2 separate regions of the Homo sapiens genome follow, and region 2 is linked to region 1. A link is an interaction called in ENCODE POLR2A ChIA-PET data of the cell type or tissue named here. Cell type or tissue: MCF 10A. All regions are shown on one strand. Links, peaks and the distances in the headings refer to the core of each region. The heading gives the core; the rest is flanking DNA. Region 1 has its middle 16 kb from the start of SLC16A12. Region 2 overlaps SLC16A12 (solute carrier family 16 member 12).

Evidence for each region. Peaks named below come from ENCODE experiments on the same cell type or tissue, not always from the same donor. Only the 100,000 strongest peaks of a DNase experiment are listed, where the experiment ranks them.
Region 2: POLR2A ChIA-PET joins it to region 1 with 11 read pairs; 4 of 35 experiments call an interaction of 5 or more read pairs at or near these places.

The regions. Positions count from the first base shown.
Region 1 is chr10:89,543,173-89,559,301 of GRCh38, forward strand. It overlaps a transcript of SLC16A12 not described here. Among named protein-coding and RNA genes, the nearest start is that of SLC16A12, 16 kb to the left of the region's middle. RefSeq lists an enhancer at 15,697-16,129. In MCF 10A, for the core only: CTCF peaks have their summits at 12,697 and 12,896; a DNase peak (open chromatin) is centred at 10,359.
Region 2 is chr10:89,493,998-89,510,126 of GRCh38, forward strand. All of the region lies in intron 2 of SLC16A12 (solute carrier family 16 member 12), which reads right to left. Among named protein-coding and RNA genes, the nearest start is that of SLC16A12, 34 kb to the right of the region's middle. In MCF 10A, for the core only: no CTCF peak of the experiment used is centred there; a DNase peak (open chromatin) is centred at 8,744.

The DNA of each region.
Region 1 (16,129 bases), core at 5,470-13,469:
TAGTAAATTTTAAATCTAGAATCTAGGTAGAAACATATAGGTGTTCACTGGATAATCTTTTTGACTTTTTTTCTGTTTCAAATTGTCATAATAAAATAAAAATAATTTAAAACTTAAAAATAAAACAAACATCCCAGTTTATTCACAAAGCCTTCCCATCCAACTCTAGTGATAGTCATTAAGAACCCAAGTTTATACATCAGACAGATTTGAATTCACGGCTTAGCTCCCCCTCTTGCTAGCTGGGTGATTTGGGGCAAGTTGTATAATAACTCAGAACTTCATTTTCCTCATTTATAAAATGAACATAATAATAACACTTCATAGGTGTTGTGGAGGCTAATTGAGATTTGTACTTATAAAAGTGCTTAGCTGGCTGGGTGCAGTGGCTCATACCTGTAAACCCAGCACTTTGGCAGGCCAAGACAGGAGGATTGCTTCAGCCCAAGAGTTTGAGATCAGCCTAGGCAATATGGTGAAAACCTGTCTCTACCAAAAAAAAAAGTTAAAAACTTAGCTAGGCATGGTGGCACATGCCTGTGGACCCAGCTACTTGGGAGGCTGAGGTGGGAGGATCACTTGAGCCCAGAAGGTCAAGGCTGCAATGAATGATGATTGTGTCACTGCACTCCAGCCTGGGCAACACAGCAAGACCTTGTCAAAAAAAAAATGGATAAATGGATAAAGTGCTTAGCACAATAGCTGAAGCCTAGTAAGTGCCCAATATGTGTCAGCAGAAAATACAAATGCTCCTCCCTTGAATGCCTAGAGTGTAAGCTATTTGACGGCAGTAACTCTGTCTCATTTACCATTCCCACTATGTCCACAGAGTAGAAACTTGAGCTTTGTAGAATGAGTAAATGTTCACCGTATAACACCTTTGTTGTTTACCTCTGTTGCTCTTCCTCTGGGAGACTCATTCAGTTGGTATTTCTGAAGCATCTACTATGAACAAAGGAGCAGCCATGAGCAGAACCATTATGGCCCCACACCTAACCCAATACTTTATCCCTGAAATCAAGTTTCTCTAGCTGAGTGCTGCTGTGCAGGTTGGTGGTTCTCTGACCGTCTAAGGCTTCTTCTGAGAATATATTTGGAGTAGAAGTATATGTTTAAGTGGAGAATAGACAAAAGAGAAGAGTTACTGGTGCTGTCTCCCAACCAGATGTGGAGTATGAAGAAAAGGAGGTGATACATTCCCCATGGTCTGACCCACAGACTTTATGACCTACCCTTTTTGGATCCCATTGGATCAGTTCGATCTACTGGTTTTAATAATGTTGAACTTGGTTTTCCAGTTAATTTATTCAAAATCTTTTCAAATGACTGTTCAAACTTTTATCTCATTATTTTCTGAAGTATGTATTCAGTTTTAATATTCTGTTTCTCCAAATTAAATTTAAATACAATTATTTAATTTTCATAATATTAAGAGCAATTCTTTGGAGAGAAGGTTGTGAGGAAATTTATTGAAATTTTTTAGTTCCTATGATATACCAGGCCCTGTGTATGTATTATTTCATTCCGTTCTCATAATACCTGTTTCCAATTGAGAAAAAATGGCTCAGAGTGGTTAAGTGAATTGCCCAATATCAGGCAAGTAGTAAACAGTGTCTGTTTATGAAACCAGGTCTGTCTAACTCTGGGGTAGATTGATTGTAAAAATAGCTGGGGTTTTCTCTACCACCCCTGTTTTCATATCCTTTGCAATATGACTTTGTAGCTCATTCCACAAAGAACCAGGCCTATCTCCATACTCCTTAAGTCAGGCATCATCTTATGATTGCTTTAGCCAATAGGGAAGAGAAATGATAGTGGGCCAATTCTGAGTCTAGACCTTAAGGGGTTATACCTCCATCTGGCTCTCTCTCAAATCCTGCACTGCTATGAGAACAAGCCTCAAATGGCCTGCTGGATGAGAGGACATTTGGGGCCAACCTGAGTCACCCCAGTTGAGCCCAGCCAAGACCAGCAAAGCTATCCCCTCAGCAGGCTGCAGGTGCACAAGTGAGCCTACTGAGACCAGCTGAGATCAGCAGAACCACCCAGGTAACTTACACACTCATGCACAAACAAAAATGTTTATCATCATAGCCACTGAGGTATGATGATTGTCATGCAGCATTATTTAATCAAGAAATAACTAATATAAATTCACACAACAAACTCCTTAAACTGATAAGCAACTTCAGCAAAGTCTCAGGATACAAAATCAGTGTGCAAAAATCACAAGCATTTCTTTACACCAACAGTAGACAAGCAGAGAGTCAAATCATGAATGAACTCCCATTCACAATTGCTACAAAGAGAATAAAATACCTAGGAATATAGCTAATGTGAAAGACCTCTTCAAGGAGAACTACAAACCACTGCTCAGGAAAATAAGAGAGGACCCAAACAAATGGAAAAACATTCCATCCTCATGGATAGGAAGAATCAATATTGTGAAAATGGCCATACTGCCCAAAGTAATTTATAGATTCAATGCTATTCCCATCAAACTACCATTGACATTCTTCACAGAATTAGGTAAAACTATTTTGAATTTCATATGGAATCAAAGAAAACCTCACATAGCCAAGACAATCATAAGCAAAAAGAGCAAAGTCATACTACCTGACTTCAAACTATACTACAAGGCTACAGTAACCAAAACAGCATGGTACTGGTACCAAAACAGACATATAGACCAATGGAGCAGAACAGAGACCTCAGAAATAACACCACACATCTACAACAAACTGGACAAAAAGAAGCAATGGGGAAACAATCTCCTATTCGGTAGTAAATGGTGCTGGGAAAACTGGCTAGCCATACGCAGAAAACTGAAACTGGACCCGTTCCTTACATCTTATACAAAAATTAACTCAAGATGGATTAAAGACTTAACTGTAAAACCCAAAACCATAAAAACCCTAGAAGAAAACCTAGGCAGTACCATTCAGGACACAGGCATGGGCAAAGACTTCATGACAAAAATGCCAAAAGCAATAGTAACAAAAGCCAAAATAGACAAATGGGATCTAATTAAACTAAAGAGCTTCTGCACAGCAAAAGAAATATCATCAGAGGGAACAGGCAACCTACAGAATGGGAGAAAATTTTTGCAATCTACCCATCTGACAAAGGCCTAATATCCAGCATCTACAAGGAAATTAAGTTTACAAGAAAAAAAACAACACCATCAAAAAGTGAGCAAAGGATATGGACAGACAATTCTCAAAAGAAGACATTTATGTGGCCAATAAACATATGAAAAAAGCTCAACATCACTGATCATCAGAGAAATGCAAATCAAAACCACAATGAGATACCATTTCATGCCAGTCAGAATGGCGATTATTAAAAAGTCAGGAAACAATAGATGCTGGCGAGGCTGTGGAGAAATAGGAACACTTTTACACTGTTGGTGGGAATGTAAATTAGTTCAACCACTGTGGAAGATAGTATCGCGATTCCTCAAGGATCTAGAACCAGAAATATCATTTGACCCAGCAATCCCATTACTGGGTATATACCCAAAGGAATATTAATCATTATACTATAAAGACACATGCACACATATGTTTATTGCAGCACTATTTACAATAGCAAAGACATGAAATCAACCCAAATGCCCATCAATGATAGACTGGATAAAGAAAATGTGGTACATATACACCATGGAATACTATGCAGCCATAAAAAGGAATGAGATAATGTTTTTTGCAGGGACATGGATAAAGCTGGAAACCATCATCCCCAACAAACTAACACAAGAACAGCAAACCAAACACCGCATATTCTCCCTCATAAGTGGAAGTTGAACAGTGAGAACACATGGACACAGGGAGGGGAACAACACACACCAGAGCCTGTTGGGGGGTTGGGAGGTGAAGGGAGGGAACTTAGAGGACTGGTCAATAGGTGCAGCAAACCACCATGGCACACATGTATCTATGTAACAAACCTGTACGTTCTGCACATGTATCCCCATTTTTTTTAGAAGAATGAATTTAAAAAAATTCATGCTGCCTACAGACCTTGAATATGCCTTATAAGAGTATAAGGGAAAAAAGTTTTTGCAAACACATTATCAGAAGTCTTTTGTATAGTTTTTATCATACTATTACAATCTTTTCAATTACTTGAGGAAAAAAACATTTTATTAGCAATATATTAGAAAAGAAATTATTTGTGTTTAATGAGCCAATTTAATGAATGACTAAATTGCAAACTGAACTACAGTGCATGGCTCTCTATCATCTCTATACTAGCTAAATCCAGTACAAATAAATCAACCAGAATTCCTGAGTATCTAGTCTGTATAGGCCCTGTGCATAGTACATTGGTGTTTTAAGACATGGTTCCTGCCTTCACAGAATTTACAATCTAGTTGGAACTATAAGTAGCCATGCAAATGACAAATATTTCAAAAACACCTTTACTACAACCTTATAATAAGAAAAGGTATGTGATCATTTTGTTTCAAAAGAAAAGGGTACATGATTATTTTGATAAAGGAAGTCAACACTTGCTAGAAGAATTCAGAGAAGAGGTGGAGGCCAGGCACAGTGGCTCATGCCTGTAATCCCAGCACTTTGGGAGGCTGAGGTGGGCAGATCACCTGAGGTCAGAAGTTCAAGACCAGCCTGGCAAAACCCCATCTCTACAAAAAATACAAAAATTAGCCAGGCATGGTGGCATGTGCCTGTAATCCCAGGTGCTCAGGAGGCTGAGGCAGGAGAATCACTTTAACCCAGGAGGCAGAGGTTGCAGTGAGCCTAGATCAAGCCACTGCACTCCAGCCTGGGCAAAAAAAAAAAAAAAAAAAAAAGTGGACTGCTTGAGAGAGAAGCTGGCAAGGTGGAGCGTGACATTATAGGTAGGGCTGGAACACCTTCTTGGAGAATTTCAAAAAGCAGGAAGGAAGGCAGTCTTGTTAAATCAAACTGCAGGTACTAATGCAGGTACTAATACTTGCAGTGGAAAAGTGCAAGGTGTATTTGTCAGTGTATTCTCCATTGATGAGAATGGAGAAAATCAATAGGACAAAGTGACTGATTAGATATGAAGTGAAAGAGACATGAGAAGTCTGTGTGTCTCCAGCCAGGAGGATGGTGATCATTAACAGAGAAAGAAAAGGTAGCAGCATGTGAACTGTTCAATATTGAACACATGGATCTTGAGCTGGAAGTGAAGTACCCAGCAAACTGTTGAAAATTCAGGTCAGGAGCCAAGGGGAAGAGTCAAGGTTAGAGGTATGCTTTGAAAATGTTCTGTGCAAAAGAGGTTGGATGAAGCCAGAGCAGCAGGCCGAGGACCAGACCTTGGGGAATGCCTGCAATGTCTAGTAGGAGAAATAAAAAAAAAACGCAGTCGCGACTGGGCAGAGTGGCTCATGCCTGTAATCCCAGACTTTGGGAGGCTGAGGCGGGTGGATCACTGGAGGTCAGGAGTTCGAGACCAGCCTGGCCAACATGGTGAAACCCCATCTCTACTAAAAATACAAAAATTAGCCGGGTGCAGTGCCAGCCATCTGTAATCCCAGCTACTAGGGAAGCTGAGGCAGGAGAATCGCTTGAATCCGGGAGGCAGAGGTTGCAATGAGCTGAGATCGCACCCCTGCACTCCAACCTGGGTGACAGAGCGAGACTCTGTCTCAAAAAAAAGACGCACTAACTGATTGCTAAGCAGGATGTAGCAAGTGCCACAGGAATTGCACAAGTGTGATATGCAATTTAGAGAGTGGAGAGGGATGTACACCAGCAGAGGGGAAATGCTGTCTTTCAAGAGAGGAATGAGTGATAATGAGCAGGACCTGCTCGCAGCAGGATCAGGCAGCTTTTGCAAATCATTGAATGAGATGGATGGTTCTGCTGGACTGTCACCTGCTAACAACAGAAACACCAGAGAAGACTGATTAAACTTATTTGAAAAACAGGCATAGCCAGCTTTGTTTGGGGCTGATTTACCCTTTCTGACTCTCTGTGTTGATCTTCTTTATGAATTAATTAGCAAGTTTCTGCTTCACCTTTATTCATTTTGATAAATTCAGAAAGTGCAAATTGAAGGAATATTTGATCAGGATAAAACCAATACACATAAGGCATCCAGATAAAGGAACAATGGCTAAATCCAGTTTCAGTTTCTTTGCAGTAAGTGTACACCTCAAGTGCTATACCAATTATATATACAGTGCACTATTGTGCTGCTTCCTTCAGCAGAGACACATTTACACATTCATATTAATTAGCTTTTGTGGTTATAGATGATGCTGTAGTAAGATTATTAAGAAATTACAATTCATCCTAACAACAGGGAGAACTACTTAGAGTTTCTAGCAATATAAATAATAGGCATCAGTTTTTGTTTTTGTTTTTTTCAGTAGTGTGTGAAGAATGGAGAAGCATAAAGTGAAAAGAAAAAGTCACCTTAGTGTTTTGGGTTTTTTTTTAAGTTTATAAAAAGAAGCCATACTCTGTCAGCTAACTGCTTGCCAATTGCTTTAGGGCGTTTCCACCTAATTCTAAGGTTAGCTGAAAGCAGTGTGTCTATAATTCTTTAGTCACCAGACACACCTTTATTAGCCATTCTGGTCTACATCTGCCCCACATGCTCTGCTCCAGGAACATTATATTCAGCAGCCAGCATTGTAACAAGCTTTGCAAGTGGCTCAGCATCCTAAAATTTGAGAGCCATGACCTAAGAAGTCTAGGAAGACCCAGGGTAGCTGGAAGGGAGTAAAGTGCCTCAGACCCAGCCTTCCCTCTTTCCTTTCTCCCTCTTTAAGCAGAGAACTCTACTTTATGGTTTTATTATATTGGACTTTCATTCATTCCATTCGTCAAGCCAAAAATCTAGGAGTCATCACTTACCTCCCATATCAATCCATCAACAAGTCCTGTCAATTGTCTCATCAATATCCACCCCTTTTTTTCCATCTGCACTGTGACAACATCCTGATCCATCTTGCCATCTCCTCTCTCCCACTAGTGCAAGTCTCCTAACTGATCTCCTTCCCTCTGCTCTTAGCCTCTTCCCATCTATTCTCCATAAAACATCAAGAATGTTTTTCTTAAAACTTAAATTAGCACGGTGGCTCACACCTGTAATCTCAGCACTTTGCGGGGCCGAGGCAGGAGGATCAAGAGGTCAGGTGTTCGTGACCAGCCTGGCCAACATGGTGAAACCCCGTCTCTACTAAAAATACAAAAATTAGACGGGTGTGGTGGCAGGTGCCTGTAATCCCAGCTACTTGGGAGGCTGAGACAGGAGAATCACTTGAATCCGGGAGGCGGAGGTTGCAGTGAGCTGAGATCGCGCCACTGCACTCCAGCCTGGGCTATACAGCAAGACTCCGTCTCAAAACAAACAAACAACAACAACAACATCAAAATTAGACCATATTGCTTTGCAGCTTAAAACTTTTCAGTAGTTCCCAAAGCACTAAAACAAAATCTAAACTCCTCTGACCATGGCCCATAATGTGTCATGGCCCCACCCCCGCCTTTCTCTACATCATCTCGTGCCACACTCCCATATCTCGCTATACTTAGCTATGTTGGCTTTTCTCTGGGCACCAAGCCAGGGATGCAGAAGGCTTTGTGCTTGCCTTTCCTCCTGCCTAGAAAGCTCTTCACTATTTTCGCAAAGTTCTCAGCTTAAATGTCACCTCCCCCAGGGGTCTAATGTTAATTGCATTTTGTTGTTGTTGTTGCTGTTTGCATTGATTTTGTGTGTCACTAAACTAAAAGCTTAGTGAAACCAAGAAGATGTCCATCATGTTTACCATTGTATCTCCAGCACCTTGTAAGTTACCTGGCATATATTAGGAATTCAATTATTGGAGGAATGAATAAAAGGATCCAAAGTTTTCAAGGTGTGGAAGTCCATGATGTAATCAAGTTAGAAAGGTCCATTTTGGATGGAGTGAGGGTGTGTATTCTGGAATTAAACTCTGTTCCAGAGTTATACTGGTGACCGGTGATCAAAAATCCCCAAGTTCAGCCTGGCGTGGTGGCTCACGCTTGTAATCCTAACAATTTGGGAGGCCAAGGAAGGCAGATCACTTGAGGTCAGGAGTTCGAGACCAGCCTGGCCAACATGGTGAAACCCTATCTTTACTAAAAATACTAAAAATTAGCTAGGTAGGATGGTGCATGTTTGTAGTCCCAGCTACTTGGGAGGCTGAGGCATGAGAATTGCTTGAACTTGGGAGGGGGAGGTTGCAGTGAGCTGAGATCACACTACTGCACTCCAGCCTGGGCAATAGAGTGAGACCCTGTCTCTAAATAAATAAATAAATAAAAAGTCCCAAGTTCATTGTTCTTCCAACCCAGTGCTGATGGAGCACATTGTTGTTGGGAAACTTCCATAAAGCTGATATAGTTTGGCTCTGTGTCCCCACCCAAATCTCATCTTGAATTGTACTCCCATAATTCCCATGTGTTGTGGGAGGACCCAGTGGAAGATCATTTGAATCATGGGGGTGTTTTCCCCCATAATGTTCTCATAGTAGTGAATAAGTCTTAAGAGATCTGATGGTTTTATCAGGGGTTTCTGCTTTTGCATCTTCTTCATTTTCTCTGGCCACCACCATGTAAGAAGTGCCTTTTGCCTTCTGCCATGATTCTGAGGCATCCTCAGCCATGTGGAACTGTAAGTCCAATTAAACTTCTTTTTCTTCTCAGTCTCAGGTATGTCTTTATCAGCAGCATGAAAACAAACTAATACAAAAGCTAAAAGGTTGTTTTGCCCTTTTGAAGAGAGATCTATTTATTTATTTATTTTTAATTTTTTGAGACAGAGTCTCGCCCTGTCGTCCAGGCTGGAGCGCAGTGGTGTGATCTCAGCTCACTGCAACCTCCACTTCCCAGGTTCAAGTGATTCTCCTGCCTCAGCCTCCTGAGTAGCTAGGACTACAGGTGCGTGCCACTACACCTGGCTAATTTTTGTATTTTTAGTAGAGACAGGGTTTCACCATATTGGCCGGGCTGGTCTTGAACTCCTGACCTTTTGATCTTCCCACCTTGGCCTCCCAAAGTCCTGGGATTACAGGCGTGAGCCACTCACGCCTGGCCAAAGAGAGATGTATTAATGTTGATTTGTAAGTACAAAGATATCACAAGAAACAGAAAACAGATTATAAAGCATGTGTTATTAATACTTATTATAGTTATATTAAAGCTTAAATAAATCCCATGTAATCTCATTTAAAAATTATAGGCTTCTGGCCAAGAACATTATGACAATCTATTTTGGAGTTAGGCATCATCTGGAGAGAATCTAGGGTGGTAGCACTGAATTAGATTTGGCTGCTTGCTGACTATGGCACAACAGCACATTGCATTTCTCCATGAATTGAGGTGGACGTGTGAGAGGGGGAAACGTATGGTACTAGGAGGGGTGTGAGTGATTGTGGATGATGAGAATTAGCTCTAAGGTCCCTTCCAATTGCTTCTGGCTCTTCAATTCCAGCTAAGCCAATTCAACTCAACTAAACAGTTATTGAGAGCCTTCTGAGTGCCAGGAAGTAAGTTGGGAGTATGATAATGAACAAAATGGATAATCGGCCCTGCCCTAACAGAATCTGGAGAGAGTAAGTGAGATGCGAACTAAGACTTAGCAAAACCAGATGGTGACATCCGCACTTGGCTTTCCTCTCGGAGTGTCAGTTTTACACCGGAATTAGCCACGTGTAATGAACAATCAAAGAAATGGTACTTTCTTAAATGCTACCAAAATGTTTTTATTCCCAAGTTCCAAAAAATGACCATTGAAATGCATTGGACTCAGAATTTGAAGCCCCAGCTGAATTCTCTTGAATGTACCTCCGTCCCTCTGTCCACTTTGGGAGGCTGAGGTGGGTGGATCACAAGGTCAGGAGTTTGAGACCAGCCTGGCCAATAGGGTGAAACCCCGTCTCTACTCCTTCACCACACCCGCATGCCTATTATGTTTTCTGTGATATTGAATCATTTTTTCTTAATTTAATAGTAAAATCCGTATGCATATCTTTTATTAGATTTGGGAAATAACAGAATGTCTGACTTGCTCAGAATTTCTTGTGGTGTTACCCTGCAGCTGTTTTCCAGTAGACTGTTGTGTTTATAGTTACTTATTCACCTTTGATAGCACCATCTTGTAATCCATTACAGTCAGAGTGGTACATTTTTTGTCTTCTCATTAGCCCCTCTCTGACAATCAACATTTTGCACATTAGGTACTACACTCTTTGTTCATATAAATCACAGGCTATTAAATCATCTCAGCACAAATATTGCCAACTAGCATGACTCATTTCAATACTAAATTGTTTAAAGTTGACAGTAGTTGTCTTAATAGTTCGCAGGCATTTTCTCCACATTTTGTAGCTACTTGATGACTCAATGAAAAGAATGCAGACTTTGTGACAATATTGGACAAGTTGTTAGCTGCTCTGAGTCATTACCTTATCTGTAAAATTAGGCGATTGCATTAGGTTAGGGAGTGAACTGCTCAACAATGGGACAAATTTAATTCTCAGATCAGCTTGGATTGGCCCTCACAGCACTTTGAAAATTATCACAAATTGGCCAGGTGCGGTGGCTCACGCCTGTAATCTCAGCACTTTGGGTGGACCAGGAGGTCAGGAGTTCAAGACCAGCCTGGCCAACACAGTGAAACCCTGTCTCTACTAAAAATACAAAACAATTAGCCAGGCGTGGTGGCAGGTGCCTGTAATCGCAGCTACTTGGGAGGCTGAGGCAGAGAATAGCTTGAACCCGGGAGGCAGAAGTTGCAGTGAGTCAAGATCATGCCACTGCACTCCAGCCTGGGCAACAGAGCGAGACTCCATCTCAAAAAGAAAGAAAGAAAGAGAGAAAGAAAGAGAGAAAGGAAGAAAGAAAGAAAGAAAGAAAGAAAGAAAGAAAGAAAGAAAGAAAGAAAGAAAGAAAGAAAGAAAGAAGGAAGGAAGGAAGGAAGGAAGGAAGGAAGGAAGGAAGGAAGGAAAGAAAGAAAGAAAATGGGAAAGTTCTCAAAAAACTCCAGATTTCTGGCTTCTCTTGAAAAATCAACACCTGACTTCCCTAGAAAAATCTGGCCTCAGAGAGTGCCTGCCTCAGTTGCACATTCTTCTCACATTCACAAATGAGAAGCCAGGAAGGCATAACTAACCCACCTCAATTCCCTTCTGATAGCACCTGAAGACCCTGCTTCTGGTGAAATCTACCAGGAGATTTAAAGGAACCAGATCTAGAGAGGGAAGCTCTTTTAATGGCCGAGAAAACCTTTTGAGGAAACAGGACAGGAGACCTCATCTACATCATCACTTTAGTTGTTGATCATGTTATTATCTTGTGTTGTTTAATATTTATCACAATTTGGGTTGAACAGGTTTGTTTTTTAAAATATTTGAGGTTGTGGGGAGATGGAGGACAAAGTGTTTGCTTTGCCACCTCTGAATCCACCTTTCCCAGAGCTGCTCTTTCTGTTTGTTGACTTTTAGATGACATATGTATGTGTGTGTTGTGGGGAAACGGTCTTACTTTTGGTTGTTAGAGAGAGAGAAAGAAGAAAACTGTAGCCTGAGCTGATGAGATGGGAGCAACCTTTACATTGGATACCTGCTCTTTGCTCAACAGCAGGCCCCAGCTGGCCTACTTTACTTATTTATGTTAGCTATCTGGCCCCTCTAGCCCTCTAGCCATCTGAATTTCCACTAGATAATGTCTAAGTCCCCTTTCATCTTCATAAAGCTAAACATTTCTAAGATAATATTCCAAGGGTGTTGAGGCTCCGCAAGCAGGTATTTTCCTACCCCTGTCCTGGCAGAATATCCCCCAGTAGAAACACTGGTTGTCCATACCTAACCCTTGTCTGTCTTCCTCACTTAAATTTCTAGCACCCAGATAAGCCCCTAGCACCTAGAAAGCATCCAGTAAATATTTGTAGAATGAAGTCTTCAGGATTAGCAATTACCTTTGGAAAGGGCCCATCGTGATTAACAAAGCAAATTAGTATTTAAGAGGACACAATATCTTCTTTTTTTTTTCAAGATAGTGGATCTTGCTATATTGCTGAGGCTGAACTCAAATTCTTGGGCTCAAGCAATCCTCCTGCTACTCAACCTGTTGAGTAGCAGGCACTACAGGCACGCAGGCACAGTTACCTACAATATAATTTTGTCTTATGTTACCCAATAGACAGGGATAATGAGCTTAAATTGCATTGGTTTAAATGTTTTGTTGTTTAAACTTTCTATTAACACGTGCTGGGTACAAACACAGTTAGGCTTTTGGGTTTCATGTTTATTTCTACAGAAAGGATAATATATATATGTGTATATATACGTATATATACGTATATACGTATATATATGTATATATGTGTATATATACGTATGTATGTATATACGTATATATACATATACGTATATGTATATGTATATATGTATATATACACATATATACATATATATACAGATATGTATATATACACATATATACATATATATACAGATATGTATATATACACATATATACGTATATACACACATATATACATATATATATATATATATATATTCCATGCAGTAGGGAAGAAGAAAGAGTAAGACTGAGCCTGCTTTCCTAAGACTACATTTAAATAATGCACTTCCAGAAAAATCAAGTTTCTGAATTGAACCAGTGTGAGGACAGGTGGGAGAACACTACTCCCTTGTGTTTACTATTGGAACTTACATTACCTCTGCATGCTGATGATCTGTGATGCGGTCACGGCTTACAGCGCACCCTGCACTCTGGTATGGGCTAGTGAGGCAACAACGAGCAAAACAGGCAGGGCTCCTGCAATCTCAGGAGATAAAACAGCCATCAGTTAAATTATCAAACACAGAATTTCAAGCTGCAGTAACTTGGAGGAAAAAATTTAGTGCTTTGAAAATTATTCAGCTTTATCTCTGGCCTCCCAAGATGGTCAGCATCACATAGATCAATGTATTGACAGCTTTCTACCCAGGCACTGTGCTAAGCACTTTTTATGCTTCCTCGCTTTCAATTCATGCTCTCAAAAGCTATGGGTGGGTACTCCATTGATAAATAATTTGCAGAAGATCACACAGCTAGTAGGTGAGGGAACTGTGTGACTCAACCACTCCTGACCACTTTACTAACTGAAACAAAAAGGGGGGAAGAAAACGACTGCAATATTATTATACATATCTCTATCTCTATCTATCAATCTATCTCTCTATCTCTCTGTCTGTTTGTCTATCTAGGTTATCCACGGTTCCTAGCTCATGACTCCCATAGCCCTTGTTACAATGTTAGGGTGCTTTAGGCTTCAGAAGCAGGCCTCAGAAAACAGAATTTCTTTTTTTCTCTCTTACCTTTTCTGCCCTCCTTTCACCTATTTCTTTCTCTCCCCAAGGCAGGAACTTTTTCCTGGTTTCTGGAGCTGGTTTCTGACCTACCTTGTCTGATCATAGGTCAGAACACCTCCATTTCAGAAGGGTTCCTGCCCCATACCATGGAGGAAGGCATGGTGCACAGAGAGACCAAGAAGAATCTGAACAGACAGTCCCTGCTGGGTTACCCCACTCAGTCTGTTAGTATTAGATCATACCCTTTGTCCAATCGCATTTTAACAGGTTGTCCATTTTCAGTCATGCCTATCCAATGAGGTCTCCATAAAGACCCAAGAGGACAGGGTTTGGAGAGCTTCCAGGGAGCTGAACAAATAGAAGTTCCTGACTGGTGGTTTATCAAGGCTGCCTCTCTTCTCCCATACCTTGCCTTATGCATCTCTTCATCTGAATCCTTCATATCCTTTATACTAAACCTGCAAATGTAAGTAAGTCTTTTCCTGCATTTTGTGAGCCACTCTAGCAAATTAACTTAACTCAACGAGAGGTTTCATAGAAACCCCAACTTGAAGCTGATTGGTCAGAAGTTCTGGAGGCTGGAACTTTCAACTGGTGGGAGGAGGGGATGGTCTTGGGGATTGAGCCCTCAATCTGTGGGATCTGATGTTATCTCCAGGTGGATACTGTCAGAACTGAATTGGAAGATACCCAGCTGATGTCCACTGCAGAAATGATTGCTTCTTGGTGTGTGGGAAGAAACTCACACATATTTGGTCACAGACGTCTTCTGTGATGATGTTGTGAGTGAGAGAATAGAAAAAAAGGCTGAGGTGGGTTTTCCCAAAAATAACAACCTACAATACTATAGCAGTGTTTCTTAAATATGAGGAATGTGTGAATAAAAAATAAAGAATTTATTTTAGATTTCGCTATCATCACCTCCTACGGTCAACTTAAATTATTTTGATCATAATGCTTGCTGCTTAAGCATGTATAAGAAGGTTAGGTATGAACTCTGAATGTTTTTAGCTCTTACAACAGCAACAAAAAGATAGAAGTTAAATATGAATAGAACTATCATTCAACAAAATGTTTCATAATAAATTCAAATTAACAGCAATGACGTGATATACTCATTTAAAAATAAGTCTATATGAGTTGCCCACTGTATGTTAGGCCCTGTTCCCATCAAGAGTATGCAATGGCAGAGACAGACAACAAGTAAATAAGGAGTGAAATACACTATGTGTCAGTTGGAGATAAGTGCTATGGGGAAACACAGCAGGGACTGGGAGAGGGACAAGGCAGTGTGATTAAGAGTGTGGTCCGGGGCCGGGCGCAGTGGCTCACCTCTGTAACCCCAGCGCTTCGGGAGGCCAAGGCAGGCAGATTACCTGAGGCCAGGAGTTCGAGACCAGCCTGGAAAACATGGTGAAACCCCATCTCTACTAAAAATACAAAAATTAGCTGGGTGTGGTGGCACATGCCTGTAGTCCCATCTACTCGGGAGGCTGAGGCAGGAGACTCGCTTGAACTAGGGAGGTGGAGGTTGCAGTGAGCTGAGATCATACCACTGCACTCCAGCCTGGGTGACAGGGCGTGACTCCACCTCAAAAAAAAAAAAAAAAAGAATGTAGTCCACGGCCAGGCACAGTGGCTCATGCCTGTAATCCCAGCACTTTGGGAGGCTGAGGCAAGCGGATCACTTGAGGTCAGGAGTTTGAAACCAGTCTGGCCAACATGGTGAAACCTCATCTCTACGAAAAATCCAAAAATTAGCTGGGCATGGTGGCAGGCGCCTGTAATCCCAGCTACTCAGGAGGCTGGGCAGGAGAATCGCTTGAATTTTGGAGGCAGAGGTTGCAGTGAGCTGAGATTGTGCCACTGCACTCCAGCCTGGGCGACAGAGCGAGACTCTGTCTCAAAAAAAAAAAAAAAATAGTGTGTGGTCCGGGTCGTGGCATTCACGCAGCAACCTGAAGGAGGCAGGGGAGTGTGGCTGTGGTCATCTGGAGGGAAAGCACGGAAAAGGAGAAAGGGGCAAAATGAAGGCACCCTGAGTTTGGAGTGTGCTTGGTATACTTGAGGAAACACAAGGAGGCTGATGCGACTGGAACAGATGAACTAGGGCAGAAGTTCAAATTCTACTCAAAAAAAGAAGTGGAATTAGAGCAAGGGCAACAGCTAACCCAGATAATGATGTCTGCTGAAACTATCTCTTGGGGTCGTCTCCTACAGCTGCCCAAGGCAATGTTACTCCCTATTACACCGCTCAGTTGCGGTGTCCTTTATCTCGTGTGGTGAAAATTAGCGACGTGGACACACGTGGAGTGGATTAAGGGGTAGAAAGTTTAATAGGCAAGAAAGGAGAGAATAGCTCCCCGTACAGAGGGAGGAGGGCTCTGAACCGAAAACCCGCGTGCAGAGGAAAGCAGTGGTTTATATTGGGAGGCTGGAGGAGGTGGTGTCTAATTAGCATAGGGCACAGGGGATTGGTTTAACCACGTGTGTCATTCAGGTAGCCCCCCCAAAAAAACTGGCCCTCCCACCCTAGCCTTTTATTATGCAAATGCGGCTACCTGGCTGGTCGCCATGACACCTGTACACGTGGCAACAAAGAAAAAGTAGCAGGAACCGCCATATTGGCTGGACCTGACTCTTAACCATCTGCATTTGCATATCAATACTTGCAGGTCTGGTTTTTCAGGCTGCTTTCTGTTAGATAATAAATATTTGGGGGACCGCTTTTTTATTAAACGAAAAAGACTTACTGAGGACTCTTTTACCCTCTCTAGCTGCCTA
Region 2 (16,129 bases), core at 5,000-12,999, 50 kb before region 1:
AAACTGAAGTAATCATATTGGCCCCATTCCTGTTGGTAAACTAATTTAATCCCCCACGCTATATTTCTTCTTGAAGAACTATAATACAGTAATGTTTAGTATTGAGTTTTTCAATTATCTAACACGAAAGTGTCAGCCAAGATTATTAAATAGAGGAAATGTTTTAAATCAAGCAAAGAAACCCATTGGTCCAGCATCAAAAAGGACACGTAGCTAGTTCATTAATAAAAACGTGCTTTATTTCATACACACTGTTGACAGCAGTATTAACCGGTTCAATTGTTTTGGAGTGACATTTGGCAGTAAGTTTCAAACGTACTCAACTTCTGACCCAATGCTTCTACATTTAGGAATCTGTCTTATAGTTAACACTCCCCAAATGCTCAAATATGCTCATATAAGAATGCATTAGCATTATTTGTAACTACAAAACATTGGAATATGTTTCCATTAGCAGGGAATCAGTTGGGTAAGCTGTGGTACATTCAGCTTCCAATTTTGTACAGCAGATTGAGCACGCATGTTTATCTCTCCTCCTAAAACATTGCTGGTGGTAAAGGAATCAAAGGAAATAAACCACAAGGATAAAGAGAACAGGAGAGAACATAATAGCAAACAAAAGATGTCAAACACATTTTGGAAGCCGGAAAGTGAATGAACAGATGGGATCTGATTTAGCAAAACAGAGAACACTGAAACCTAATCCAACATGGAAGGGAGACGGTAAGAAGGAAGCCAAACTGCAGAATCCCAGAAAGACTCAGGAATGAAGGAACAGAAGATTTCTAAAGACAGCAAGTGTGGGAATGAAGCTAAAAATAGGACTGATGGAAAGTTTGTAGAAGTTCCCACCCCTCAGACAATTAGCCTTCCCCTCCCTGGAAGAAAACTGGTATTTAGTCTGTGGAAATGCTACATACTGTTCTTGGAGATAGCAGATACAGCGGAAGTAGCAAGGGAAGGCAGAGCACCACACAAAAACAAGAGGATTAAATGAATATCATACTGAATGGTGAAATGCCCTGTCCCACAACTCTGGCCCTATATTACTCTAAAAACACTAGGAACTGGCCGGGCATAGTGGCTCATGCCCCTGTAATCCCAGCACTTTGGGAGGTCGAGGTGGGCAGATCACCTGAGGTCAGGAGTTTGAGAGCAGCCTGGCCAACATATAGTGAAACCCCGTCTCTACTAAAAAATACAAAAATTACCTGGTAGTGGTGGTGTGCGCCTGTAGTCCCAGCTGCTTGGGAAGCTGAGACAGGAGAATTGCTTGAACCTAGGAGGCGGAGGTTGCAGTAAGCCGAGATCCGCCACTGCACTCCAGCCTGGGCCACAGAGCAAGACTCCGTCTCTCAAAAAACAAACAAACAAACAAACAAACATCACACTAGGAACCAGGTTTCTAGCTACCACGCAAAACACTGACAACTGTCTTTGGAGAAACTAACCAAGCTAAGAGAAAAGGTATTAACCCTTGGGAGTGTTACTCAGAAACTACAGATGCTCCTTGACTTATGATGGGGTTAAATCTTGATACATCCATCAAAAACTGAAAATATCCCAAGTTAAAATGCATTTAATACACCTAACCCACTGACCATCCTAGCTTAGCCTAGCCTACTTTAAATGTGCTCGGAAATTTAAATTAGCCTGTAGTTGGGCAAACTCATTTAACACAGACCCTATTTTATAATTAAGTGTAGAATATCTCATAATGTATTGAATACAGTACACTGTAGAGTACAGTACCAGTTGTTTACCATCATGATCGTGGGGCTGACAGAGCTGTGGCTTGCTGCCTCTGACCAGCATCATGAGAAAGTTGTCTTACTACATATCACTAGCTCAAAAAAAGATCAAAAATCAAAATGTGAAAAACAGTTTCTACTGAATGTGTATTTCTTTGGCACCATTGTAAAGCCAAAAATTTGTAAGTTGAACCAGAGCTGCTCATTCTACATGCAACTGGCCAATCCACAAATCCTTCCTTCTAATCAGCTTCTTAATGTCTCATTCTGAAATAAATGAACAACCAAAGATCATCAAATAGTTAAGAAATTACCATATAATTAGGAAATTATTAACATAACTAATAATTATTATAACAATTAACATAAGAAGTGGGATGGGGGCTTTAGGAAGAGAAAGAAATAAATTCAGAGGAAACATGGACAATTCAGGGCATGAAAGAACATACAAGGACATGAAAGAAAAATTCAAAGAAAAAAACTACAGTAAATATCTTCAGAGAGGTCAAGAAAACATAATGCATAAATAAAACAAGAAGAGGAGGCTATAAAGAAAGAAACATTTGGAAACTAAAAAAGAATGCTTGGAATTAAAATATAATTGTGGAAATTGAAAATTTAATGGAAGGATCAGAAGAAGAACTATCCCATAAAGTAAACAAGAACACAAAGATGTAGACTATTAGAAGGAACAGGAAAACTAGTGAATTAGTTCAGAAGAGTTAATATTCAATTAATAGGAGTCCCAGAAACTAAGAAAACAAGGGGAAATAGATGATGAAAGAAATGCTATAAAAACATTTCCCACATTTGAGCGTCCAATGAAATTACTGAAAAAACTCAGAGCCCTCAATCTTGCACCATTCACAAAAGTTGATTTCAGGTGTATTATACAACTGCATATGAAAAGGCAAAATAATTAAGCTTTAAGGAGCTAACATCCTCATGATTTGGAGGTATGGAAAGAATTCTAAAACAGGGTTCAAAGAACTCCAATTATAAAGGAGAAGAACACTTTCACATTTGACTACCTTAAAATTAATAATTTCAAAAGACGTTATTAAGACAATAAAAAAGCAAGACAGAGAGTGGAAGAATATATCTGCAACATGTATAACCAACATAGGACTCCTATCAAGAATGTAAAAGGAACTCCTATTAAAAAGACACTCCAATAGAAAAAGGACTTTGACAGGCAATCCACACAAAAGGAAACCCAATGGCCAATGAACACATGAAAAGATGCTCATTTTTAATCAGAGAAATACAGTTTTAAAACACAATGAGAAAAGTGTGAACCTGAATGTAAAGTATAGGCTTTAGTTAATAATAAAGTATCATTATTCGTTCATCAGTTGTAATATGTGTACAACACCAAGTCAAGATGTTAATGACAGGAAAAACCAGAGAGTGGGATATGGGGGCAGACACAGAGTATACGGGAACTCTGTACTTTCTGTTTGTAAACTTAAAACTGCTCTAAGAAATAAAGTCTATTAATTAAACACATATACACACATGAGATATCACTACAAACACATCAGATTGATTTAAAAAGCAAGTTTCTTTTGGTTTTTATTTATTCTCAAAAAATACAGGTAGAAACAAAGAAATTCAGAGGTTAACGTATACTATTTATACAAACAAAAATGTATATGTTTTAAAACTGAACTAGTGTGATTATATATTTTTTGGACCAAATTGCTGGGAACTCAAAGACCAGGTCTTTTCAAATGAAAAATAAAAGCACAGTGGTACAAAAGGATAACTGGAAAGCACAGAGGAAGAATTCTACATGGTGTGGGGGAAACAGCACTGTATTAGGGCCTCTGGAACTCAAATCTCCCTAAACCTACATAGCAGGTGAGAGGCAGAACAGAATTAAACTCAAGTCTCCTGACTTCCAATCTAGCATACATCCTCATCATGCTATTTCTATCCTCTGTGCAGTTACTGATTAAAGAATTAATAGGGGTAGAGATCAGAAAGAGGAAAAAAAAACCCAACATGATTTCATTAAGGCCAAGTCGATCTTCATTAAAGAGGATTCTTTCTAATAAGATATAAACCAACATTTCCTACTGAGGTCTCAGAGCTATATTTTATGTATGTATGTTACTATGTAATTATACCTCCAATATCTTAAATCATAAGGGCACACAAACTACATGAGATAAAGTTAGAAGTAGGTATAATTATTTTATCTACGTCTGTACTATTTGAAAACTTAACAAGAAACAATTCTTATCTTTATAACTAGTAAAAATAAAGATAGTAGGGGCCAGGCGCGGTGGCTCATACCTGTAATCCCAACACTTTAGAAGGCCAAGGCAGGCAGAGCCCACAAGTTCAAGACTAGCCTGGGCAACATGGCGAAACCCAAACTCTACTAAAAATACAAAAATCTAGCCAAGTGTAGTGGTGCGTGCCTGTAGTCCCAGCTACTCGGAGGTGGGTAGGGTAGGGGTGGTAGAGGGTGGGGGTGAGGTGGGAAGATGGCTTGAGCCCAGAAGGTCAAGGCTGTGGTGAGCCCCGATCATGCCACTGCACTCCAGCCTGGTTAACAAAAAGAGACTGTGTTGAAAGAGAAGAGAAGAGAAGGAAACATTTCTAGTGCAATTGATTGAGATTAATTACATTAACAATGATTCCCTGTTTATGTACAATTGGCTGAAATATAGATACAAAGGGAATGTGTTCCAAAAATTATATGAACAAATGAAGTTGAAAAACAACAAATGGTTGACCTCATTTTTATCAAGTATGTAAAATATTTACAAAACACCTGGAATATTATATTTTAAAATGTTAAGAAATAGAAAGGGCAGTCATGATCAGAGAGTTTTTGCAGCTCCGACTCGGGCAGACAGAACAGCTTGAGGAGACTCGCATTATGAATTTTTGTTCCAGAATGACTGCAGGAATAAATCAGGAAACCCGAGAGGACCCACAGACCCTCTGAAGGAGGTGGATTGCTCCTGCAGGACCTGGGAGACACCCCAAATACTGTGGTGGTATCCATGTCTGAGAGACCCACAGACGCTCCACATCATAGGCCTCTGTGCAGACAACCCCCTGTACCAGCCCGGAGCCTGGCAGACTTGCTGGGTGGCTAGATCCAAAAGAGAGATAACAATCACTACAGCTTGGCTCTCAGGAAGCCACATCTATAGGAAAAGGGGAGAGTACTACATCAACGGAACACCCCATGGGGCAAAAGAATGTGAACAGCCTTCAGCCCTAGATCTTCCCTCTGACAGAGCCTACCCAAATGAGAAGGAACCAGAAAACCAACTCTGGTAATATGACAAAACAAGGCTCTTTAACATCCCCCAAAAAATCACACTAGCTTGCCAGCAATGGATCCAAACCAAGAAGAAATCCCCGATTTACCTGGAAAATAATTCAGAAGGTTAGTTATTAAGCTAATCAGGGAGGCACCAGAGAAAGACAAAGCCCAATTTAAGGAAATCAAAAAAAGCGATATCAATGAAATAAATATTTTTATTTATTAAAATCAATCAAGCTGGGCACGGTGGCTCTTGCCTGTAATCCTGGCCCTTTGGCAGGCCGAGATGGGTGGATCACCTGAGGTCAGGAGTTCAAGACCAGCCTGACCAACATGGAGAACGCTCGTCTCTACTAAAAATACAAAATTAGCTGGGTGTGGTGGTGTGTGCCTGTAATCCCAGCTACTCGGGAGGCTGAGGCAGGAGAATCACTTGAACCTGGGAGGTGGAGGTTACGGTGAGCCCAGATCCTGCAAATACAAGGAAATTAAATAATCTGCTCCTGAATGATCATCAGGTCAAAATGAAATCAAGATAGAAATTAAAAAGTTATTTGAACTGAATGACAATAGTGACACAACCTATCAAAACCTCTGGGATACAGCAAAGTCAGTGCTAAGAGGAAAGTTCATAGCCCTAAATGCCTACATCAAAAAGTCTAAAAGAGCACAAACAGACAATCTAAGGTCACACCTCAAGGAACTAGAGAAACAAGAACAAACCAAACCCAAACCCAGCAGAAGAAAGGAAATAACCAAGATCAGAGCAGAACTAAATGAAATTGAAACAAAAAAAATACGAAAGATAAATAAAACAAAAGGATGGTTCTCTGAAAAGATAAATGAAATTGTTAGACCATTACTAAGATTAACCAAGAAAAGAAGAGAGAAAATCCAAATAAGCTCGATAAGAAACAAAATGGGAAATATTACAACTGACACTACAGAAATACAAAAGATCATTCAAGGCTATTATGAATACCTTTATGGGCATAAACTAGAAAACCTAGAGGAGATGGATAAATTCCTGGAAAGATACAACCTCCTAGCTCAAAGCAGGAAGAATTAGAAACCCACCAATAACAAGCAGCAAGATTGAAATGGTAATTTTAAAAATACCAACAAAAAAAAGTCCAGGACCAGAGGGATTCACAGCAGGATTCTACCATACATTCAAAGAAGAATTGGTACCAATCCTGTTGACACTATTCCACAAGATAGAGAAATAGGGAACCCTCCCTAAATCATTCTATGAAGCCAGTATCACCCTAATACTAAAACCAGGAAAGGACATAACAAAAAAAGAAAACTACAGGCTAATATCCCTGATGAATATAGATGCTAAAAGCCTTAACAAAATACTAGCTAACTGAATCCAACAACATATCAAAAAGATAATCCACCATGATCAAGTGGTTTTCATAGCAGGAGTGTGAATGTAGGGATGGTTTAACATATGCAAGCCAATAAATGTGATACACCGCATAAACAGAATTAAAAACAAAAATCACATGGTCATATCAATAGATGAAAAAAAAGCATTCGACAAAATCCGGCATCCTTTTATGATTAAAATCCTCAGCAAAATCGGCATACAAGGGACATTCCTCAATGTAATAAAATCCATCTATGACAAACCCACAGCCAACATTATACTAAGTGGGGAAAAGTTGAAAGCATTCCTGCTGAGAACTGGAACAAGGATGTCCACTCTCACCACTCCTCTTCAACATAGTACTGGAAGTCCTAGCCAGAGAAATCAGACAAGAAAAAGAAATAAAGCACATCCAAATCAGTGAAGAAGAAGTCAAACTGTCACTGTTTGCTGATGATATGATTGTTTACCTCGAAAACCCTAAAGACTCCTTCAGAAAGCTCCTAGAACTGATAAAAGAACTCAGCAAAGTTTCCAGACACAAAACTAATGTACACAAATCAGTAGCTCTTCTGTACACCAACAGCTACCAAGCTGATAATCAAATCAAGAACTCAACCCCTTTTACAATAGCTGCAAAAACAAAAAACAAAAAAAACAAAACCTTAGGAATATACCTAACCAAGGAGGTGAAAGACCACTACAAGGAAAACTACAAAACACTGCTCAGAGAAATCATAGATGACACAAAGAAATGGAAACACATCCCATGCTCATGGATGGGTAGAATCAATATTGTGATAATGACCATACTGCCAAAAGCAATCTACAAATTCAATGCAATGCCCATCAAAATACCACCATTATTCTTCACAGAATTAGAAAAATAATTCTAAGCTTCATATGAAATCAAAAAACAGTCCACATAGCCAAAGCAAGACTAAGCAAAAAGAACAAATCTGGAGGCATCACATTATCCAATTTCAAACTATACCATAAGGCCATAGTTACCAAAACAGCATGGTACTAGTATAAAAGCAGGTACTAGTATAGATCAACAGAACAGAATAGAGAACCCAGAAATAAACTCAAATACTTACAGCCAACTGATCTTTGACAAAGCAAACAAAAACATAAAGTGGGGAAAGGTCAACATGGCAAAACCCCATCTATACTAAAAATACAAAAATTAGCTGAGTGTGGCAGTGCATGCCTGTAGTCCCAGCTACTCAGGAGGCTGAGGCATGAGAATCACTCGAACCCAGGAGATGAAGGTTGCAGTGAGCCAAGATTACACCAGTACACTCCAGCCCGGGCGACAGAGCAAGACTTCATCTCAAAAATAATAATAATAATAAATTAGGCTGTTGTATTTTCTTCCTAGCATATTTATCACTATTTGAAGTTGTCTCATTTGCTCATTTGTTTATTATTTGTCTTCACTACTAAAGTGTAAGCTCCATGCAGGAGGGACACTTGCCTATGTTATTTCATGGCTGGATTCCCAGTACCTAGAACATGCCTAACATATATTTTAAAAATTCCCCAATAAATACCTATACCTGTCAAAACTGGAAAACGAATTGTCTCATGAATTGAAGACAATTTGATCCTTACTGTGTTGCTTTTAAGTTATCTAGTTTGGCTGCTGACACAGCCCAGATTGAAAACTGTCACTGTCTCAGTTAGGGAGGATGTAGGGTAGTATACAGCACAATGACCATTTCATGCTGGAATTCAGGCAAAAGTGATGCCCGGCCGGGTGCGGTGGCTCACACCTATAATCCCAGCACTTTGTGAAGCCAAGGTGGGCAGATCATGAGGTCAGGAGTTCGAGACCAGCCTGTCCAACATGGTGAAACCCCGTCTCTACTAAAAATAAAAAAAATTAGCCAGGCATGGTGGTGGAAGCCTATAATCCCAGCTACTTGGGAGGCTGAGGCAGAAGAATTGCTTGAACCCAGGAGGCAGAGGTTGCAGTGAGCCAAGATCGTGCCATTGCAGCCCGGGCAACAGTGCAAGACTCCATCTCAAAAAAACAAAAAACAAAAAAACAAAAAAGTGATGCCCACAGAAACTCCTGATACAACTGAGAACTAGATCTTGCATGCATTCACCTACTTATGGTAAAGCTTCTGAGCAGAACTCAGCAGCTTGCCCAGGAGTTTGCAGCATTTCAGAGCCATGCACTGGACAGCTATCAAAACTGTGTCATGTGCCTTGAGCCTTGAGGACTATAGAAGCAAATAAACATCAGTCATCTTGGCTGCACATGTGTCGGACACTGCTAAAGTCAACACCCCTTCCATAAGGAGTGTGCATTTCAGTTTCCAGCTGCCAAATCATATTGGTTGTCAGAGATTGAAGCCAACATGATTCATAAATGTTAATTTGGCAGAGGATCAGGAATTCCCCAACTTCATGTCAACTAGGCTTCCATCTGTCCAAGGAAGCCAACAGTCTGCTTTCTCCTATCTCTTAATAAAAGGCTGAGAAGATGAGCAATGGTGATCAGCAAAGCTTGTAGGAAACATGTGCGCTATCTACAATCAAAACTGCAATCTATGATCAGGATCAGCGGGTTCCTATTTGGTAATAAGTACCTTGTCAAAACAGACAAGCACTTAGTTCATATCTCTCCAGTAAATGTTCTCAAAAGCAGCCCCAAGTCACTAGAAACAATAGGATGAGAGAGAACAAGGCAATATTCTCTTTGCATAACAAATCTTAGTAAATTGTAAACACATCAGAGTCACTTATTCCTCACATAATTGACTCCTACCTTTTCTTTTTCACGTTATTTTTCTTTTACATTAAATATGCCTTACTAAAGTGGTGGGTCCTTAATTAGCATCCTCATGTAAACATAGGCCTTGTTTTATTTGAAAAAGATTAAAAAGGTGGTGACTCACTTTAATAGGAAAACCCACAAACAATGAATGCAATGCCCTTTAATCCATAGTTGCTGTTCCAATCCCACGTAGAATTATAAAAGGTCCCCATAAAATCCCATTAACCTGCCCAAGACCTCTCTCTTAATAGCTCTCTGCCTTTTCCATGCAGATGTACAGCATGATTGAAGTAGATGAAATATGAAGTGATTTCACACTGTGGGGTTAGAGAAAGAAGGCGAAGTCCAGTAAGGGCATGGAGCATATGAATTTCTAGATGTGCCCAAATAAAGAAGAGATGTGGACAGGTAAGTCAGAAGTAGTAGCCTGAAAAGACCATGGGGCCAGGTGAGTCAAGAAGGGTGGGTGTTTTCAGAGTCGCTGGAGAAGGCAAGTCCACAATAAGACTGAGAAGAGACTGGAAAGAAAGATGCTTGTGGTGGAGTCCGCAATTGTTCCCATACAATTTGGGCCACAGAGGCCACTGTAGCCAGCTGGGGCCACAGCAACAGGAAGGAGTGGGAGGTCTGAGCAGAGGCTGTGGAGGAAGACAAGTCTATCACCAGAGGCTGGAAGTGAAGGAGGAAGTCGAGAGCAAGCCAAAACCCCAGGGTATCAAATGCTTCTCATTTGAGAAGTCTGCAAGAAATCAGCACAAGGAAGACATGTTGAGAGGAAATAAACAGCAATGTCTTGTTCAGTTACAAAATAATTAAGAAATGGAATTTTACTCTTGTGCCTCCCCAATACACAATTTTCTCAGCTTCAGCTCCCATCTCCATGAGGCCTCAAAATTAGTCATCAGATTTTACCACTCTTTCCCATATCTACACAAAATAGTTCAAGTTCAAACAGCTCTGAAAGTCTCTTTTCCGTTGCTTCAAATTCTTGGTCCTGAAACTAAGCAGCCAGAATCAGCCTGTCAAAACAAAACAAAAAAAGCTCCCCAAAAGGTCACTGATCATTGCTTAAAACAGTCAATCTCATGTAAAGAGTCCATTAACTAGTTGGAAAGAGGCTCTTAACTAATGCCTTTCCTTATTACCTGTTCCCTGGTTCATCAAGTTCTCTAACCCTAAAACACAAACATACTTTCCAACCCACCCTTCATCTGGCCCATAATCAAACACAGTAAGTGAAAGAAAAAATATATATATTATTGTACCCTGGACAACCCTTATTTTCATAAAAGTAGTAACTGGCTCCATGAATAGATTTTCCGCTTTTTCCAAGTTGGTACATACGGAACCATTATTGCTTTTGATGTTGACATAAATACTCACTATAAGGCCTAAAAGTATTCAGAAAATTACAGAATATACAGTGTTACAGACTAGGAAGAAAGTACTCTCCCAGGCTAGTTGTAATTAACAAAGATGACCAGCCAAAACCTTGGTGAGTGAACAAACCCAAAAAGGAGATTTATTTTATGCTAAAAACCAAGATGGGGGAGGAAGGTGGATGAGAGAAGCAGAAAGACATATGCTGGGGCCTGATTACAATGTTTCTAGAGTCTAATCCACTGCCAACAAGCCCTGGTTCTCTGGTTCTGCTTCACTGGGCAGAGGAACATGCAGCCCCGAGCACCAGAGCATGATCGGAGGGACCCAGGGTACAGAGTGTGCCAGGGAGCATAAGTCTCAAGGCAAGAAGGATGAAGACCCAGGTGAAGGCTGAGCAGACAGAGCAAATGGGGGTTGCCATCAACCTCTGAATTGATACAGCTTGATTCTGAGTGTCAAGCATTTTTAATTATACATGTTATACATAATTGATGCAGAAAAAGGAGAAAATGGAGCAAAAAGACAATAAAAATCATCCACATCTGCCACCCAAATAGGCACTACTTTTATTTGGAATACTTTGAATAATTATTTTATATACTTATAATGTATGTAAATAGGAGATTGAGACCATCCTGGCTAACATGGTGAAACCCCATCTCTACTAAAAATACAAAAAATTAGCCTGGCGTGGTGGCAACATCTGTAGTCCCAGCTACTCGGGAGGCTGAGGCAGGAGAATCTCTTAAACCTGGGAGGTGGAGGTTGCAGTGAGCCGAGATCATGCCACTGCACTCCTGCACTCCAACCTGGGTGACAGAGTGAGACTCCATCTCAAAAAACAAAAAAACAAAAAAAAACAAGAATTCCAGCAAGATGGCTGAATAGGAACAGCTCTGGTCTGCAGCTCCCAGCGAGACTGATGCAGAAGATGGGTGATTTCTGCATTTCCAACTGAGGTACCTGGTTCATCTCACTGGGACTGATTGGACAGTGGGTGCAGCCCACAGAGGGTGAGCCGAAGCAGAGTGGGGTGCTGCCTCACCCAGGAAGCTCAACGGGTCAGGGGATTTCCCTTTCCCAGCCAAGGGAAGCCATGAGAGACTGTACCAGAAGGAACAGTACACTCCTCCCCAGATACTGCACTTTTCCCATGGTCTTCGCAACCGGAAGACCAGGAGATTCCCTCTGGTGCCTGGCTCAGCAGGTTCCACGCCCACAGAGCCTAGCAAACTAAGATCCATTGGCTTGAAATTCTCGTGGCTAGCGCAGCAGTCTGAGATCGACTTGGGATGCTGGAGCTTGGCAGAGGGAGGGGTGTCTGCCATTGCTGAGGCTTCAGTAGGCGGTATTATGCTCACAGTGTAAACAAAGCCACTTGGAAGTTCGAACTGGGTGGAGCCCACCACAGCTCAGCAAGGCCAACTGTCTCTCTAGATTCCACCTCTGTGGGCAGGGCATCTCTGAACAAAAGGCAGCGGCCCCACTCAGGGACTTATAGATAAAGCCCCCATCTTCCTGGGACAGAGAACCTGGGGGAAGGCGCAGCTGTGGGCACAGCTTCAGCAGACTTAAACGTCCCTGCCTGACAGCTCTGAAGAGAGCAGTAGTTCTCCCAGCAGAGTGTTCGAGCTCTGATAACAGACAGACTGCCTCCTCAACTGGGTCCCTGACCCCATGTAGCCTGACTGGGAGATACCTCCCAGTAGGGGCTGACAGATACCTCATACAGGAGAGCTCTGGCTGGCATCTGGCAGGTGAACCTCTAGGACGAAGCTTCCAGAGGAAGGATCAGGCAGCAATATTTGCTGTTCCGCAGCCTCCGCTGGTGATACCTGGCAAACAAGGTCTGGAGAGGACCTCCAAGAAACTCCAAAAGACCTGCAGCTGAGGGGTCTGACTGTTAGAAGGAAAATTAACAAACAGAAAGGAATAGCATCAACATCAATAAAAAGGACATCCACACCAAAACCCCATCCATAGGTCACCAACATCAAAGACCAAAGGTAGATAAAACCACAAAGATGGGGAGAAACCAGCGCAGAAAGGCTAAAAATTCCAAAAACCAGACAGCTTCTTCTCCTACAAAGGATCACAACTCCTCATCAGCAAGGGAACAAAACTGGACAGAGAATGAGTTTGACAAATTGACAGAAGTAGGCTTCAGAAGGTGGGTAATAACAAACTCCTCCAAGCTAAAGGAGCATGTTCTAACCCAATGCAAGAAAGCTAAGAACCTTGAAAAAAGGTTGGACGAATTGCTAACTAGAATAACCAGTGTAGAGAAAAACATAAATGACCTGATGGAGCTGAAAAACGCAGCATAAGAACTTAGTGAAGCATACACAAGCTTCAATAGCCAAAGTGATCAAGCAGAAGAAAGGATATCAGTGATTGAAGACCAAATTAATGAAATAAAGCAAGAAGACAAGATTAGAGAAAAAAGAGTGAAAAGAAATGAAAAAACCCTCCAAGAAATATGGGACTATGTGAAAAGACCAAATCTACATTTGATTGGTGTACCTGAAAGTGACGGGGAGAATGGAACCAAGTTGGAAATCACTCTTCAGGATATTATCCAGAACTTCCCCAACATAGCAAGGCAGGCCAACATTCAAATTCAGGAAATACAGAGAACACCACAGAGATATTCCTCGAGAAGAGCAACCCCAAAACACAAAATCATCAGACTCACCAAGGTTGAAATGAAGGAAAAAATGTTAAAGGCAGCCAGAGAGAAAGGTCGGATTACCCACAAAGGGAAGCCCATCAGACTAACAGCAGATCTCTCAGCAGAAACCCTACAAGCCAGAAGGGAGTGGGGGCCAATATTCAACATTCTTAAAGAAAAGAATTTTCCACCCAGAATTTCATATCCAGCCAAACTAAGCTTCATAAGTGAAGAAGAAATAAAATTCTTTACAGACAAGCAAAGGCTGAGAGATTTTGTCATCACCAGGCCTGCCATAATTACAAGAGCTCCTGAAGGAAGCACTAAACATGGAAAGGAACAACCGGCATCAGCCACTGCAAAAACATGCCAAATTGTGAAGACCATCAACACTATGAAGAAACTGCATCAACTAACAGGCAAACTAACCAGCTAGCATCATAATGACAGGATCAAATTCACACATAACAATATTAACCTCAAATGTAAATGGGCTAAATGCCCCCAATTAAAAGACACAGACTGGCAATTGGATAAAGAGTCAAGATCCATCAGTGCACTGTATTCAGGAGACTCATCTCACATGCAAAGACACATATAGGCTCAAAATAAAGGGATGGAGGAAGATCTACCAAGCAAATGGAAAGCGAAAAAAAGCAGGGTTTGCAATCCTAGTCTCTGATAAAATAGATTTTAAACCAATAAAGATCAAAAGAGACAAAGAAGGCCATTACATAATGGTAACGGGATCAATCGACAAGAAGAGATAACTATCCTAACTATATATGCATCCAAACAGGAGCACCCAGATTCATAAAGCAAGTATTTAGAGACCTACAAAGAGACTTAGACTCCCACACAGCAATAGTGGGAGACTTTAACACCCCACTATCAATATTAGACAGATCAATGAGACAGAAAATTAACAAGGATATCCAGGACTTAAACTCAGCTCTGGACCAAGTGGACTTAATAGACATCTACAGAACTCTCCACTCCAAATCAATAGAATATACATTCTTCTCAGCACCACATCACACTTATTCCAAAATTGACCACATAGTTGGAAGTAAAACACTCTTCAGCAAATGTAAAAGAACAGAAATCACAATAAACTGTTTCTCAGACCACAGTGCAATCAAATTAGAACTCAGGATTAAGAAACTCACTCAAAACTGCACAGCTACATGGAAACTGAACAACCTGCTCCTGAATGACTACTGGGTAAATAACGAAATGAAGGCAGAAATAAAGATGTTCTTTGAAACCAATGAGAAAAAAGACACAACATACCAGAATCTCTGGGACACATTTAAAGCAGTGTGTAGAAGGAAATTTATAGCACTAAATGTCCACAAGAGAAAGCAGGAAAGATCTAAAATCGACACCCTAACATCACAATTAAAAGAACTAGAGAAGCAAGAGCAAACAAATTCAAAAGCTAGCAGAAGGCAAGAAATAACTAAAATCAGAGCAGAACTGAAAGAGATAGAGACACAAAAAACCCTTCAAAAAAAATCAATGAATGCAGGAGCTGGTTTTTTGAAAAGATCAATAAATAGATAGACTGCTAGCCAGACTAATAAAGAAGAAAAGAGACAAGAATCAAATAGACAGAATAAAAAATGATAAAGGGGATGTCACCACCAATTTCTGTGTATTGTCATTACACAGAAATACAAACTACCATCAGAGAATACTATGAACACCTCTACACAAATAAACTAGAAAATCTAGAAGAAATGGACAAATTCCTGGAAACATACACCCTCCCAAGACTAAACCAGGAAGAAGTCAAATCTCTAAATAGACCAATAACAGGCTCTGAAATTAAGGCAATAATTAATAGCCTACCAACCAAAAAAAGTCCAGGACCAGACAGATTCACAGCCGAATTCTACCAGAGTTATAAAGAGGAGCTGGTACCATTCCTTCTGAAACTATTCCAATCAATAGAAAAAGAGGGAATCCTCCCTTACTCATTTTATGAGGCCAGCATCATCCTGATACCAAAACCTAGCAGACACAACAAAAAAATAGAATTTTAGACCAATATCCCTGACGAACATCAACGTGAAAATTCTCAATAAAATACTGGCAAACCGAATCCAGTGGCACATCAAAAAGCTTATCCGCCATGATTAAGTTGGCTTCATCCCTTGGATGCAAGGCTGGTTCAACATATGCAAATCAATAAATGTAATCCATCACATAAACAGAACCAACAACAAAAACTACATTATCTTGATATTTGCAAAAAAGGCCTTTGACAAAATTTAGCAGCTCTTCATGCTAAAAATTCTCAATAAACTAGGTATTGATGAAACATATCTCAAAATAATAAGAGCTATTTATGACAAACCTACAGCCAATATCATACTGAATGAGCAAAAACTGGAAGCATTCCCTTTTAAAACTGGCACAAGACAAGGATGCCCTCTCTCACCACTCCTTTTCAACATAGTATTGGAAGTTCTGCCCAGGGCCATCAGGCAAAAGAAAGAAATAAAGGGTATTCAGTCAGGAAAACAGGAAGTCAAATTGTCTCCATTTGCAGATGACATAATTGTATATTTAGAAAACCCCATCATCTCAGCCCCAAATCTCCTTAAGCTGATAAGCAACTTCAGCAAAGTCTCAGGATACAAAATCAGTGTGCAAAAATCACAAGCATTCCTATACACCGATAACAGACAGAGAGCCAATTCGTGAGTGAACTCCCATTCACAATTGCTACAAAGAGAATAAAATACCTAGGAATCCAACTAACAAGGGGTGTGAAGGACCTCTTCAAGGAGAACTACAAACTGCTCAATGAAATAAAAGAGGACACAAACAAATGAAAGAACATTCCATGCTCATGGATAGG